Regions from separate parts of the Mus musculus genome. Here region 2 is linked to region 1. Evidence: chromatin loops called from intact Hi-C (ENCODE). Cell type or tissue: gastrocnemius. All regions are shown on one strand.

Evidence for each region. A loop is a pair of places that touch in the nucleus more often than their neighbours do. Peaks named below come from ENCODE experiments on the same cell type or tissue, not always from the same donor. Only the 100,000 strongest peaks of a DNase experiment are listed, where the experiment ranks them.
Region 2: it touches region 1 in a loop (1.8-fold over the local background); 2 of 42 quality-filtered maps call a loop at or near these places.

What each region holds. Positions count from the first base shown.
Region 1 is chr1:156,834,600-156,842,599 of GRCm38, forward strand. All of the region lies in intron 8 of Ralgps2 (Ral GEF with PH domain and SH3 binding motif 2), which reads right to left. Angptl1 (angiopoietin-like 1) reads left to right here and starts at 4,424. Exons shown (of 5, transcript NM_028333.2): 1 at 4,424-4,638. In gastrocnemius, no CTCF peak of the experiment used is centred here; a DNase peak (open chromatin) is centred at 4,257; H3K4me3 peaks cover 4,345 bases; H3K27ac peaks cover 4,816 bases.
Region 2 is chr1:156,776,541-156,784,540 of GRCm38, forward strand. No RefSeq gene overlaps it. Among named protein-coding and RNA genes, the nearest start is that of Gm39683, 36 kb to the left of the region's middle. In gastrocnemius, no CTCF peak of the experiment used is centred here; DNase peaks (open chromatin) are centred at 3,765, 4,264, 4,843 and 5,202; H3K4me3 peaks cover 1,451 bases; H3K27ac peaks cover 3,912 bases.

The sequences.
Region 1 (8,000 bases):
CAAGAACAAGCCTGCACTGCCCAGCATTCTCACCAAAGGCCATGCCAGAGAACTACCAACTTGACAATGTATACTCAGAATGCTAGAGATGCGTTTCTTTCTTAGGTCCTTGAGACTAGAAATGTGTATTTCCCTACTCAGAGATTTAAAAAAAACAAAACAAAACAAGAGAGACTGGCCAAAAAAACTTCAGCATTCTTGGAATTACCATAGCACCTGCAAAACAAGGGCCAATCACATCAGTGCCTAAAGGCGCCCTAGCCTTTCCACTTTCTGTTAGGTTCATGAAACACATTTCCCAGTGCCATCACTAATAAAGCAGGGTCCACGCACAGTCTTCTGCATCTTCTGTAACAGGATGACTGACAGCCTACCTTTTATACACAGTTAATCCCACAGAATCCTGGACTCTAATCCTCACCTAATACTGCATTTGGTACATTGACTTGTATGTATGTGGTTTGTGCTGCTAATTTTAAGTCCATGACTCAGTATCTGTGCAATTTAAAATGGTAATAATGGCTTTGAAAAACAAGCAACTTCGGAATGCTAAAAATATTTTATATACAAAATTAAAGAACCATGTTTACTGGTATTAGCCATAAAAAGGTAAAATTTGTAAAGAACAGAGTGTTTATTTTTAAGTGCACATTACCTACATCATGAGTCTTTTTTTTTTTTTTAAATCAGTGTAAGACAGGTCATTTGCTAAGGTGTATATCTGAAAGAGACCTGCAATAGAAGGCAGAAATTTCCATTTAATCCAGGCTTGATCCAAAATAGACAGAAGATCATTACCAAAGTAGCAGATTTGAGTCTGTTTCTTTTTTCTCTCATTTGAGATGGGATCTAAGTAGCTCTAGCTGGTCTAGAACCTGATGTATAGACTAGGCTATCCTCAAACTCATCTGCCTCCATAATACTAAGGTTAGGGATATGCCACCCTCGCTGGCTTGAGTCTGTTTCTTTATCCAAAACTCTGTGGTAACAGCATGTCACATCTAAGAAATTACTGGAGAATTTGTGAAAAACTCTTGAGAAGATATAAACTGTCCTCCATAGTCAAGCTGTTCCCAGTGGGTTAAGAGCCCTGCTCTATCTGGATTGGGTTTCAAAAGTTGTTCCTTTCACTGCATGCAAAATACATATATCCCCAGATTATGTACTCTTTGTTACGGTCCAAGCAGCAGGAGCACTGAAGACAGGAACGCTGAGTGACAGGAACGCTGAGTGACAGGAACGCACGCACGCCAACTCCCAAAGCACACGTCGGCAACAACCATGGCTGGTCATTACAGGGCACTGGGGTTTACCTCACTGTGGGCAACTCCAACATTCATGTTGGCTCTGCCGCCAGCTCCCGGTGGCCTTCAAGACACAGGACCAGCCGGCTGGCAGCAGTTGTACATTACCATGCTAGGGCACCACCGGTGGTGCCCTCTACAGCTTCTGAAAGGCTGAGTCATGACATCATGAGTCTTTCGATGTTACTTTATCAATTTGCTAAACCTGAGTAAGCCATTCTCAATTCTTTCTCGCTCTTAATTATATGCAATGGTACAGAGGTTCAGGGCCTAGAGCTCACGGTTCTGACTTGTATTGGACTGTGATGTGCACTTTTACATACAGATCCACAAAGGGTTGAAAACAGTGTTGAACTACAATATAATCAAGATGTATTCTGAGGTGTATTTACCATTAAATGCAGATGTCTTAAAATTAGCAAAACAAAGTACCTACATCAAGGTACTAAAAACTCTTTTTAGCCAAGGTCACAATTCTGGACCTCCTCATTATAACACTTTATCAGCTGGTCTTCACCACTACCTAGTCACTCGGCTGACAGTGACGGAGCCTCCGCATGCTAGGCAAGCAGGACAGGCAAGCAGGACGGCTGAGCTACGTCTCCTCCCTCCCTCTTTGCTCCACTGTTCCTCCTTTCCACTTTCCTAGCTTCTCGTCCTTGGGGGCTCCTTTCACTGTTCTCCATGGCTGCCATTACACCTCACTCTACAGCGCACTCTCTGTAGTTCCTTAGTTCTGCTTTTCAGGATTTTCCACAGAACTCATCTCCATGTTTAATTTTCCATGAAACAAGCCAAATCAAGTGTTATGTGGTCCTAAAATCTGTCACTCCAATTTTTGAAAAATGATGGTTAGTAACAGAAATTGTTCAAGTAAGAAAGCTAAATAACTCTCAAACTTAAAGCTCAGAGGAACCATCTCCCATCTCCCAATCCGACTAGTAGTAGTGAATGAAAACACCACTCAGTAACTGTGGGACACAAACCAGAGCTTAGAAGCTACTATCTTATCTGTCCCCGTGAAAATCTGAAAAGGGTCCAGGAAAACTCCAATCACTTGCTTTCCCTAAAAAAAAAAAAAAAAAACAGAACCCAGAATAGATGGCAACAAACAGTACAGCCTCATAGACCCTCATGGCTGTTGACATAGTAACCACCAATAACCATCAGCATTTTCCTGTTAAGATTCTAGTTGGCTTATTTATTATTTAAAGTTTACAGCCCCTTATATATTTAAATATGACAGAGGCGTTCTAAGAAATACTTCTACAAAAGTGGTAACAACCTCGTCCAGTAAGTAAAGGATACAGGTCCTACAAGACAACTGGAAGGAGTTAAGGCAGTGAGGGGGGTGAAAGCACACAGCGTGTGTAGCATGAGAAGCCCCAAGGCCTCATTCAGCAACTAGGATGCCAAGAAAGCGATGCTTTTGAGTGAGAGTTAAAAACTCAGGTTCTACTTATCATTGAGCATTAAGCCAAGCTATTGAAGATGTTGAAATTCGGGTTTCCTTAGCTATTGAATTACTAAATATTTGTTTCATGAAAAAAATAGTTATTCAAGACTTACTCTTTTGCTCTTTTGGAACCTATTTTTATAGTAGAAAAGGCTGGGCCAGAGGACATGATGATTCATCTTCAGTTCACAGTCAATGGGGAGTCAACGATCCTTTGGGTTTTCTTTTTTTCTTTTAATTCAGGGTTGTGTTTGTTTTTAAATGATACCAATCAACTAACAACAACAACAACAACAACCACCACCTTATTTTGACAATTGACACTGAATTGACTAGTTTTAACTCATCTTGACACAAGCTAGAGGAGGAAGCCTCAACTGAAAATGCCTCCATGAGATCCAGCTGAGGGCAAGCCTGGAGGAAATTTTCTTAGTGATTGATGTGAAAGGGCCCAGTCACCCCTGAGCTGGTGGTCCTATGGCTGGGTGCTATAAAGCAGGCTGAGCAAGCCAGTAAGTAGCACTCCTCCATGGCCTCTGCCTTAGCTCCTGCCTCCAGGTTCCTCCCCTGTTTGAGTTCCTATCCTGACTTCCTTTGGTGATGAACAGTGATGTAGAAGTGTAAGCCAAATCAACCTTTTCCTAAGTTGTCTTTGGTCATGGTGTTTCTTCACAGCAACAGCAACCCTAGCTAGGACAGGAGGCATAATTTTATAGGCAAGTATATTACCTATCACAGAACTTAAGATCAGAAAAAGCATCAATTATGTATTACAGAATTTAAGATTTTTCTTTCACCAGATTTACCAGTTTCCCTTGTTTTAGGTGACTACATATAAAAACAAGGGGTGTGTGTGTGTGTGTGAGTCAGGTTCTCACTAGCCCTGGCTGGTCTGCAGTGTGTGCATGTGTGTGCGTGTGTGTGTGTTTCTTCAGTCAGATTCTCACTTATTAGCCCTGGCTGGCCTGGAGCTCACTGTGTATTCCAGGCTGGCCTCAAGTTCATAGGGATTCAACTGCCTTCCGAGTGCTGAGATTAAAGGTCAAGCTAATAAAAGCAATTTTCTCTTAAACATTACACAATTACTTACAATTTTAAGCGTCCCGGAGGCTGTCAGAATAGCACTGTTAGGTGGCTGCTTCTGGGGAAAGTCTAGCTCCTTACAGCCTGCAGCTACTTCTAAAGTGGATTTCTTTTCTTTTCTTTTCTTTTCTTTTCTTTTCTTTTCTTTTCTTTTCTTTTCTTCCTTTCTCTCTCTCTCTCTCTCTCTCTCTCTCTCTCTTCCAACTCAAAAGCTCTGTGGCAGGCAGACTAAAATGTTTATTTTATAATTGCCTGCTGAACTATGATAGCCTGTTTCCAGATGGTGCCCTTCCTTCAACCTGCACACAATCTCTCCTTGTTAGAGCTATTCAGCCTCCTGCTGATCCAGCTCCCCCAGCCCCACCTCGGCAGCGAGAGGAAATCCTAAGGAGGAGGTTCCTACCCCCTCTCCTGGCTCCAGCTCTTTTCTAATGACGTAATATGTGGGCTGAACTTGAGTCTACTGAGAACGAGAGGGAATCACTCTTCGGACTGTGTGGACAGTCTGTCAGCTGCGGCTGGTTTCTGCACATTTCCATGCAGCAGACAGCACAGGCACAGAACCTTCTCTGCTGCATTAGAGAAGTCCACAGATAGCCCCAAGTTACATAGGTGGCCCAGCAAACTCAGTCCATTAGTGCTGTGAAAAGAAGTTCCTTACTCCTTGGATTCACCGGTCAGAGCAAAAAACGCAGTTACCTCTGAAGTAAAGCCGAACAAACTTCTACACTGATCTCAGAGAGCAAGGGCAAGGACGCACGTTCACGGACTCGCTTTTTTCAACAGACAACAAAGGTATTTTAATATTTCTCTTAGATTTATTCAAAATTCTATGTCAAATGCATCATTGTCCTTTGTACTAGAAAGTAAGAGATTTCTCAGGGAACTTTAGAAGATGCTGCCAATTTGTATCTGAAGGTTTTGTTTTGCATCTTTCTGTAAAAATAGTCATGAAGTGCTTCATATGTGACTACAGATTGAGACATACATGCTGGGTTCTAAACACAAATGCTCTAGTGACATTACAAAATTTTACAAGTAACTCAGTAAATGCCTAAGGCTTACACAGCGAAGGATGTAGGATAAAGGAAACAACTGTGAGCGCGGTGAGTTTCTCTTCTGAACACTGGTGTGTGTGTAAAGACGTGCACCAACTACTGCGATTTTCAAAGTATGGCTACAAAACAAAGCTAAGAGCTGGTCAGCTGAATGCTTGCAACAGAATCTCAGTTACAACTGAACAAAACTCTTCTGAGTCTTTGTTAATCTATGTTATTTCTTGTTATGATTAATCATTTTAAACAATTTCCTACAACAGAAATTTCATTTCAGCAACAGATTAAAGCTGGAAATTCCTTGGAAAAGTAATATTGATACAAACAATAATTAAAACCTCCTTCAAGGTCAGGATTGAGACCTGTCAGGGTCACCAGGATTAAGCATATGAACTCAGAAAATGTCAGTACTGAAGAAAAACTGGCAAGGCCAAAAGCCTGTTTTAAAAAAATAAAAATAAAATAACCTTCCTAACTGTCCCTAAGAGGCAGGAGCATGCCCTCAACATTCTATTGGGGGGCTTGGTTAGTCATGAGAATTATGAAATTGCTACTCACCAACAGCAAGCTTTAACACCAAAGACAGCAAGCGGTTATGGTGGGAGGATTCCCTGACTTTTAATCTTTAGTGGTAGGAATTTTCAACAAACAAATAATAGTAATGTTCAGATTTTGTTTTTTCAACTTTGCTTAAACATTAAAACTCTCAACTCTGAGCTCTGTTAAATACGTATTTTACAGGAGAGTCTGTAAAATCTCGAAATCATACTCCATCTGAAACACCATCATCTCCGTGGCTCCTGCCACGATGAAAGCAAGTCTCACTCACCTATGCAGGCATTTCACAGAGCGAATGCACGTGTGTGTCTGTGTGCGTGCGAACGAATCACAAATGATCACGTCTGTCTATTTTGGGGACATTTCCAGGGCTATTCTTAGGAAGGTCTTCCACCTGGCCAGTCAGTGCTCCTCAGCTAACTTCAATGCCTTTGGCTTCTCTCAGTGCAGGGTACAGCCAAAGGGAAGGGAAGGGAAGGGAAGGCAGCTTTTATCCTCCTTATAGCTGGCAATACAGTACAGAGAAATACTACTAAGAATATGAATATAAGTGCACAAGCTTTTTTACCCCTTTTCTAAAACCCACCAGGCAAAGGCGCAGTTCAAACTTGAGTGACTGTAACTAATTTTCCACATTCCCCTGAGACCTAGGAGAAACCCAACATAAATAGGAAGGGTTACGAGGTGACATATCTATGGCGCTTTCACTGAACATACGTGGGAAACATTAAATAAGAAAGTATTTTTAGACAATGTGAGAGTGAACAAATTTTAAAAATCAATTCTTCGCTTATATCTAGTCTACTACTTAAAGATGTCTCTTAACTCCAATTAAAGAGACAATGCGCTCATCACTGATGGAACAAGGAAGCAAAGAACAAACAGCGACCGGAAGGAGCTTTGAACACCATCTTAAATCTTATGATTGATTTTACGAACCATAGTGACTCAAGGCAGAGTAGACCAACACCCCAAATATTCCTCAAGCTTTTAATTTAAAAGTTCCCTTGTTTTGGTAGCTTATTTCATTCTAGAAAGTATTTAAATAATTTTATGAGTCAAGTCTTCAGTACTGACATTTCCTGAGTTCATACTATTAATCCTGGTGACCCTGATACTTCCTTTCTGTCCTATTATTAAAATAAGACAAGGAGAGTTAGGAGAAATGATATATATTTGCCCAGAGGCTAATGGCTTTTTACCTTATTTTACTGTTCTGTTTCTTTGTTTTGATAAAACTACAGTTAAATTCCAAGAATTTCCTGTAAATATAACTCCAAATATACCATCAGTTTTAGTACAGGTAACTCTTGGAGAGTAAGAGATGCTCTGTGAGAAACAGTGATTCCTCAGGTTTGTATTTCCTGGTGTCAGAAGGCACAACACAGAACAGGAGCCAACTTTCTCACTTGTGTGCCTTTGCCATCAGCCAGCCACAGAAAGCTCCGAGTAAATGGTATCATTTCACTGAGCAACTCCCCAGCTCTTCCCAGTCTTTGCTGTGTTTATTATTTCTCTTCTGGAAACAGCATCTGAGGACCTTGCTTTCCAGTGAGGTGGCGGCCATCTATCTGCACAGCCGCCGAAAGCCCACATTTCACTAAGAAAAGTGTGTTTGTGCGTGCATGTACGTATGGGGTTGCAAGTCAGATTACATAAGCAGCAACTGATGGAGCACACATGGGCAGAGAGGAACGACAGCAACATGGGGTGTAGACCAGGCCAGACTGCAGACAACGGCATGCACATGCTTTTGCACAACACACGAACAGGCCAGAGAAAGCTGCAGGCAGCACATGCCAAGATGCCTTCTGTTACTACAGACACTGTAAAACACAGGTCCCAGGTCTAGTATCTGAATCCCATATGAGTGGTTTTGGTCCTCGGGGACTTCTCTTTTGAAAGTGATACCATTTCTTTTCTTCATTCTGCTACAGAGAGTGCAACTCTGACAGAATGTAGTTTAGAAAGAGGAGCCATATGATGAAACGGTTAACTTAAAAACATATACCCAGATAGAAGACAACCTGGGTTCAAATTCTGGCTCTATCTTTTAACAGCTGTGTGGCTACTGATATGCCTTTAGGGCACCACTTCCTGTACAAATGAGTATCAGAATCATCTGCCTCACCAGGCTGTGATGTTCATATATAAGGAACTGAAGACAGCCATGCCTCCTGAGAGCACTCACTAGGTATTCAGTAGTGTTAGTGCTGTGCTGTCTGGACTACACATAAACAACCGGGGTCGACCTCTTAGATCAAGAAACAAGGGCTGGGGTAGTAGCAAAGATGGCAAGAAAAGGTCCTGAGGTGCCCTCTGCTCCTCGGGTGCCCTCTGCTAGCCTTACAAACAGCAGATGGCATGAAGCTGCTGTGGGGTAGCTTGGCCATGAACCTGAGCACAAACACACTTTGCCCACTTCTTCCCCAGTCTACTGCACTACTCACTTGGGAGTGAACTAAAGAGGAAGGAAGAAATCTAGGTTCTTGGAAAGAGTTCCAGTGTCAGACTGGAAATAACAGGTAATCCTCATCTGCCACA
Region 2 (8,000 bases), 58 kb before region 1:
GACAGAGCTTGTAAGTGCTGGAGCTGAAATTTAAACACATCTCTCAGAGTGGGGGGTATGATCCTGCCTTCCTGTGACTATAAAGAACAATCTTTCATCTGACTGTAAAACCCACAGTTTAACTTGGACTGTCTATGGACAAGAGACAGATATAGTATTGTTCCTTACCAAAAGTAGGAGATGCCATTCCTGGGACATTTCCTTCATTCTGTCATCCGAAGGATAAACCCAGCATAGCATAGACCAGCTACTAACAGGCTGAATCCCCTTGGCCTGGTTTTTCTCTCTGCAGCCTGTCTTCCTCCACCCCCACTGTAGCTGCTAAGTATTACATTGACCCTTCCTTATTATGGGCCTGTCTTAGTCAAGGGTTATTATTGCTATGATAAAATATCATGACCAAAGCAACGTGGGAAGAAAAGGGTTACTTCACTCAGAGTTCCGTAGAACAGTTCATCATCAAAAAGCAGCGAGAACAGAAACTCAAGCAGGGTGCCAACCTGGAGGCAGGAGCTGATGGAGAGGCCATGGAAGGGTGCTGCTTACTGGTTTGCTCGGCCTACTTTCTTATAGAACCCAGGACCACCAGCCCAAGGATGGCACCACCTACAATGGGCTGGGCTTTCCCCAGGGATCACTAATTAAGAAAATGCCCTACTGGTTTGTCTACAGCTGGATCTTATGGAGGTGTTTTCTTAATTGAGGGTCACTCCTTTTTAGATGACTTTAGTTTGTATCAAGTTGACATAAAACTATCCAGCACAGGGCCCAAACCAGTAAACTATCGGTGGTTTCATGCAAGCCATTGTCACCTAGGCTACCTTTCCTGCCTTGATTACATTTCTCCTCACCTAATCAGCAGTCTGTCTTGTCCAGACCTAACTCTCAAGTTTCAGCTTGGAGCCACCACCTTCTCTAAGAAGCCAGCTGGCTCTCCAACTAGAAACAATATTTTCTGAATCCCTGGTCACACTCTTGCAAATGCTTCTGTCTGGTCAGGGAGCCATGTTGAATGTTTGTTTACCTGGTCAGCTCTTGGCACAGCAACTGGCAATGTTGTAGGTGCTAGTCAAAAGCCATTTTAGCTCCACTGTGACTTCCTGATTCTTGGATGGCAGTGTCTGCCAGGAATTGAGCTTGTAGAAGAATCTGAGTGGGGTGGGCAGTAAATCCTCAAAATTCACAGCCCTACCCCGACACGATCTGGAAAGGGGGGATAAGGATGTATCATATATCATATAAATATATATATATATATATATATATATATATATATATATATATATATATACATATATATATATATATGTATGGAGTCTGGGGGGGGGTCATCGTTAAGTCAGACTGAGTGGAAGGATTACATGAGAATGGTCAACAGATGAACCAGGGAGGGATCCCTTTTCCTGCTATTTGACCGAAGACATGCTTGATCAGCAGAGACAAGAGCCACAGGTTTAGTCATTGCCTTATGAAAGATTTAAGGACAAAGAGGATCCGCTGGCTGGGGAGTCAGAAGGCAGTGGCTTTGCATTTCCAGCTGGTTCCACTCTGCCCCCTTGGCTGCCCTCCCCTCCAAGGCTTAATTAAAGTGGAAAGGATTAATGGGTTTCTGGTCTCTTTGGAGGCTGCAGAGGCTGAAAACCTACAAGTCTGTCTGTGACCTCTTTAGAAACAACAATTTAGATGACTGTATGGCCCAGAGTAGCAGGTCCTCGAAGGGCGTGGCTTCTACTCCATATCTCCTGGTTTGAGAATCGAGAAAGATAGGACTTGAAGGGGCTGACAATCCCATTTCTTTGTGGGCCATAGCCCAGCACACACTCTTAAGTCAAGCCTGAGGGAATTGGTGTGCTGAGCCAAGGGAGCTCAGGGTTTCGGCCTGCTGATCTTTCCCCACATGCCCCCAGACCCGGGCAGCAGGATTCCCTGAGAGACCAGGGCAGCAGGGTCCCCTGATCACTTTTTGTTTGTTTGTTTGTTTTTTATTTTTTATTTTTGTTTGTTTTTGTTTGTTTTCGAGACAGGGTTTCTCTGTGTAGCCCTGGCTGTCCTGGAACTCACTTTGTAGACCAGGCTGTCCTTGAACTCAGAAATCCGCCTGCCTCTGCCTCCCAAGTGCTAGGATTAAAGGCATGCGCCACCACTTTGTACAATCTCTACCATCTCTCCTGACTCCCAGCTCAGAGAAAGCAGATGGTGCAGGTATGCTTCTGAAAGAAATTGTGGGGTGTGTGTGTGTACATAGTACAACCCCAAATACACATACAAACTACTTGGGAGTATTATACAGAGCTGCACACATGTACGGAATCTAAATGATTGGTTCACTGTTTAACTCAATCACTGAATGCCAGGAAAATGGCAGGCAGTGTGGATGGTGCAAGAATTTAGGTTCCTGACTGGCAGGTAAAACAGCAGAGGTCAGACAAACAGGCAGACAGGGCAGAACAACCCATGTGAGTTAACAACAGGCAAAAGCATCTGGGAGACCGGATGTTGAGGGCCAGGTGTTGAAGGCACTGGAGGAGGAGGGTCCAGAGAACTCTGGCAAGGCAGGGGCTATTCTGGGAAAAATAGGTAACGCAGATGGCATTCCACATCAGGAGTACTCCAGGCTGAGGCCCAGAGGCAGAGAGTCTGGGACACGCCTGAGGGCCTCTGTCGGGAAAAAGTGCAGGGTGAGGGGCTGTGCAGCCAGAGACTGCCTGGGACCGAGTCAGAGCTTTGATTGATTCCTGCAGTTGCTGGGAGCTTGCTCTGGGATGAGAAGATGCCAGTGGAGTTTTCTAAAGCAGGCGAGTGACAGGAACAGGTTTGGGGTGTAGAGATGAACACAGTGCTTGGTGTGGGGTCCTGTCCACGCCTTAGCGTCCAGGCAACTTGATGGGGAGGAGCCACTTCCACCAGTACGGAACAGAGCAGGCAAACTGGGAGAGCAGAGAGAGGGTGCCGGCTGGGGCGGCCAGAGAGACCGTGGGGAGTATTAAAAAGCCGAATGCTGTGATTGAGAGATGGGATGAATGGACTTAGGGAGGTGGGAGAAGGCCCGTGGGTTGGTTGCCATCTTCAGAACTGAGGGTTCTGGGCAAAGATCAGGCCGGAGAGGAAGGTGGAGTTCTGCTCTGGGTGCCCCAATGAACATCTTTTAAGTGGGCAGTAATTCACACCCCCATCCCTCCATAAACTCACTAACAACTTACTTCATAGCCATTTGCTTTGTTGGAGAAGATTGAGGGCACAAAGGGGAATCTGCAAATGAATTAAAATCCCTCTTAATGCTGTCACTCAGAGACAGTCCGTGAATGTATTCGTGAATGTGTTCCCCATTTAAAAAGTGTGAATGTAATTAAAAAAAAAAAAGGAATAAAGCCTAAGTCTTTGTATGGCTTCTGCCACTTGGCTGGACCGCAGCTCAGTTCAGATAGGATCTCTGAGGCCTGGATACCAGGCATCAGTGTGCTTTAAAGTTTCTCTGTGGTTCTGAGAACGGGTGCCATAGAGCCGGGACGGTGCCTAGAAGGGAGTCCGGGCAGCCCACGTTGGTTCCATACTGTTTTGGAAGGCCTCAGGAAGAATCCCAGATTAGGAATAGTAAATCAGGGACCATAGACCGTTTAGGATCAGACGGAATAGAGATGGGGTCTGAGGAAAGAGCATTGTGAAATCGGAGCTTCCGGGGCCGGCTCCAGCCCAGTGGCTGCCTCTGACTCTCGTGGGGAGCCCCTTTAGCGTTCACACAGTTACCAGAACACCCAGAGACTCCAGCCTTCTTGTTGGCCATTGGTCTTGAGGACACAGTCAGTTGCTTAACCAAGTCAGTGTTGGGTACTACCTACCGAGAAAGCGACTTTAGACTCTTGGAACTGGTTCACCTTCGTAGAGAAGGTGAGGAGGCAAGAGTGTTTCTGATACACACCAGAGCCCTGAGTCCAGGAATTGTAAACACAGACAGACTGCCAAGTCTCACTCCAAATATATTCCAATGAGCTCATACTTTCATATGCAGCGGAATTAAAAAGAGTCTCTCTTTCTTTTTTCTTTTCCATTTTGGATGACAGAATCAGTCGATCTTTTGGGAGTGCTGAAGCCGGAGTCGAACTTAGAGCAACAGCCAGTTTCGGCCAGTCAAAATCACCCGCAGGCATATTAAACACACCGCCCAGCAATTACCCTGTCAGTGCAATTAGACCTTTGGATGAGTTCCTGAATATCTGCAGCCAGTCCCCAGCCCCTGGGAGAGGTCTCCAATCACGGATCTTCTGAGGAGAGTCAGGGAGGCTGGAGGGAGCCGTGCATATTTGGAGATGATTAACATTTGGGTTTGGCCTCCTTGTGTGTCCACGAGAGCATCATCTGTTACTTGTTGTCTCTTTGGCCAAAAAGGCAGCATCCAGCGTCCTGTAAGGAGAAGGCTGGAATTTTTTTTTTTTTTTTTTTTTTTAAGAAAAGCTTTTTAGGTGGAGCCCAGTGAAAGGCACACGCAGCCTCTCTTTAATGGATGTCTCACATACAGGACGAAACCGAGAGCTTGTCTCTGCTCCCCAGGCTGTGGAGGCTGAGCTGACTGAAGGTCTGATCCTGAGGGTCACCCTTTTGGTGGCCCCTGGGGTGATGGAAGAGCCGATCACTCCAGCTCCTGACTCCTGGCCTTTGCCCTGTGTCTACATAAATCAACCAGCAGGGTAGCTCAGAAATATGACGAATACCTTGGCTGGTCCCGCTTGAAAAGACGGGGAGGGGAGGGATTCTAAAGTAACCAGGCCTGGCTAGAAATGCAGCCAGAATTTAGTGTTCCCAGAGCTGAAGCCAGCTGCTTGGCTGGGGAAAGTCTTCCCTCGGGGCAGCCCGAGCTCTCCACGCGCAGGAGGAGGAAAAGGCTGTAGTGTCTGTCAGAAACATTATTCACAAAATCTTGGACACGGCTAAGCCCTTGCTGCGTGCTGGAGAGAGGAGTGGGGGGTGGGACTGGGAGCTTTTGCCTGGGCCGGCCTGATGCTTGTGTATAGCCTGGGTTTGAAGGCCACCATTTCCATGAAAATCTCTACGAGATGGGTGTGCAATGGTTGTGTGTATGGAGGGGCCAGTGGGGCAAGAGCCTTTCTGAGTACTGTTTCAAGTTTACAAGCAGGCTCTAGGCTTGGGGGCTCAGTGTGGGAGTCAGTGTCTGTTGTCACATCTCTGGAACTCAGTTGGTCTTTCTGGAGCACCAGGCTCTGGTCAGCAACCTGCTCCCAGTCCCTGCCACCGTGCCAGCGTGGTTTAGCCTAGAGGTTTGTTTTGTCTTTCTGCTGTTGTTCTAATGCAGTTTATTTTGTCTTACCGCTCTCGCTTTGGTTTATTTTATTTTTGGTGGGGGAGTCTAGTTCAAGCTGGCTTTGATCTTCTCTGTCCTTGTGTTTAAGCCTCTCGGGAGAAGGACCAATTATCACATGGTTTGCTTTGTTTCTGAGAGTCATGAAGACAGCATTCTAATCACCACAGACCTGAGGCCCTAGGAGATTGCCCGTGCTCAGTGGGACCGCAGAGGAGATCTGTTTTGAGCAGAGCTTGGGTGGGGATCTAGCCTCTTCAGCAGTAGGCTTTGTGGACACGTGTGTCTGAGGCACTGAAGAACTGCCTCCTTGGAGGTCGTTAATCACATTAAACTATTCACTCCCCTTTCCAAGACCTCCCCCTCAGCACTTAAAAGCATTGTTTATTGAAAGAAACGTTTTTTTCCCTTGGTAGGGAGAAGCTCTGCGGGGCTCTCACTGAAAGGAGACAGGCCATTATCCTCCTGCCCTCAGACCTGCCTTGCCCTATCTTGACCACGGTGTCAGTCTTCCAAACTGACTGCCAGAGCAATTAGTTTCCCTCAGGGCAGGGTGGATCATCAAGGCAGGCAGGCAGGCGTGTGTCCAGGGGCTTCTTGACACTACAGATACACTAATGCAAACCCATTTTTCATTAGAAGAAAATAAAACTCGCAAGTGACATCAGCTGAAAAAAGGTTCTTTGAGAGCAAGTAATTTCCACTCAGAGCCGAGCACATGACAGCTGGTGACTTTTAACGGAAAGTAAAATTTGCTGGGCTGAAATACTAGCAGCCCACTGGAGAATTTGTTTTTAATTTTCCTTTTTGGAGGAGGCCAGCACTTCAGAGTCCAGCAGAGCAGATGCGAGATGGAAAGGTCTGGTCTTATGTATAACTGTGGCCTGAAAGGACCCTGGACAGTCCTTATAAAACTGTCCCCGTATAGGGATCCTGCGCCAGGATCAGGGCCAGCCTGGTCTACAGAGTGAGTTCTAGGACAGCCAGGGCTACACACAGAGAAATTATGTCTTGACAAAAACAAAGCAAAAAAAAAAAAAAAAAACGAACCCCCCTTCTGATTCTGCCATTAGGGTTGTATCCCCAAACAGTTCTGCAAACTTCTCACCTTTCCTCCCCTTAGCAGAGAGCTTAGGCATGAGGGAAGCTAGTGTTGCTATTGAGTGCCTGGCCCATCAAGTTCAATTGCTGAAGCCCAAATGGCACTGGAGGTGGAGCCTTTGTTTAGATGAAGTTATAATGATGGGGCCTCTCCATGGCCACAGCTGATGTCCTTATTAGATAAAGAAGTGTCCAGAATTCTCTGTCCATGTTATGTAAAGACACAGAGAAGATGGGCGCTTACAAGCCTTGGCTGAATAGACTCTGCTGGTATCTTGAACTTGGACTTTGCAACTCTTAGGGCCATGAGAACTCCCTTTGTTGTTTAAGTAACCAGCCTCTGGTATTTTGTATTAGTGGCCTCAACTGATTAAGACCATAGTGAAGTCACCTAGAGGACCCTGTCACCGCAAGTGACAGGAGAATGAGGTACCTCTACAGCTGAGCTCATTGTATGGGCCAAGCTCAGCTGCACATTCTATTTCACACCAAGAAGAATCGAATTTCTTTTTCCTACTTGTGGAGTCTATAGCATTTGTTCCCTGTATGGGCAGTTGGCAGCACCTTTAGCATTTGGGGATGAGGTAGAGAGAGAGGGGAGTCCTCACAGTAGGACTGAGATCAACCACCTGCAGACACACTCCACCTCCATAGAGGTTTGGCGATGCAGAGATGAAGATCTCATTCGTTACTCCATCAAGATTAGGTGACACCAAGTTTACTGAGAGATTAAGAGACACATTAAAGTTAAAAGCTAGAGATAAGGTGTGAGTTGTATAAACCAGTGACCTGGTAAGAGTTAAAGTGGCTAGGCATAGAAGACCCTGTGGAGACCTTAGAGAGGTGAAGGGAGAAGATCTAGTGATGCTGATGTGGGGGTGACACCGTCCTTCAATACCTTTCCTCTGATTCCTGCTTCCCAAGCAGTTTTTGTTTGTTGTTGTTGTTTTGTTTTGTTTTGTTTTTCGAGACAGGGTTTCTCTGTATAGCCATGGCTGTCCTGGAACTCACTTTGTAGACCAGGCTGGCCTCGAACTCAGAAATCCCCCTGCCTCTGCCTCCCAAGTGCTGGGATTAAAGGCGTGCACCACCACCGCCCAGCTCTCCCAAGCAGTTTTTAAGTAACTGTCTGGAACACACTGGAAAGAGAGTCCAAGACAGCGGTTTTGGAAAGATACGTCCCCACCATCCACTGGTTCAAAGACATGAGTTTGGTCAGCCAAGACTCTTGCATGCAACCTGGTCAATCTTGTAAGGGCTGACTGCATGGGCTTTCTGAAACGTGCCTGTTAACCGCAGGCATGGCTCCAGACCTGCACCACAGCATAGATATGCTCTGAACTCCTTTGACCCGAAGCACTAGCCAGGGGACATCACCTCTGTGATCCCATCCCCCTTGGTTACCATGGTTCCCAGTGCTGAGAAATGACTTTGCACACACTGAGCCTTTCCTATTCACTGCCTTCCCCCCTTCAGAAGGTGAGTTTGCTACAGGACGCTCCCTCCCTCCCTCTGTTCATTAATTGAGCAGCATATCAGCCACAGGGATACTCAGTGACTGAAATAGCATTGTAAACAAAGGTATCCA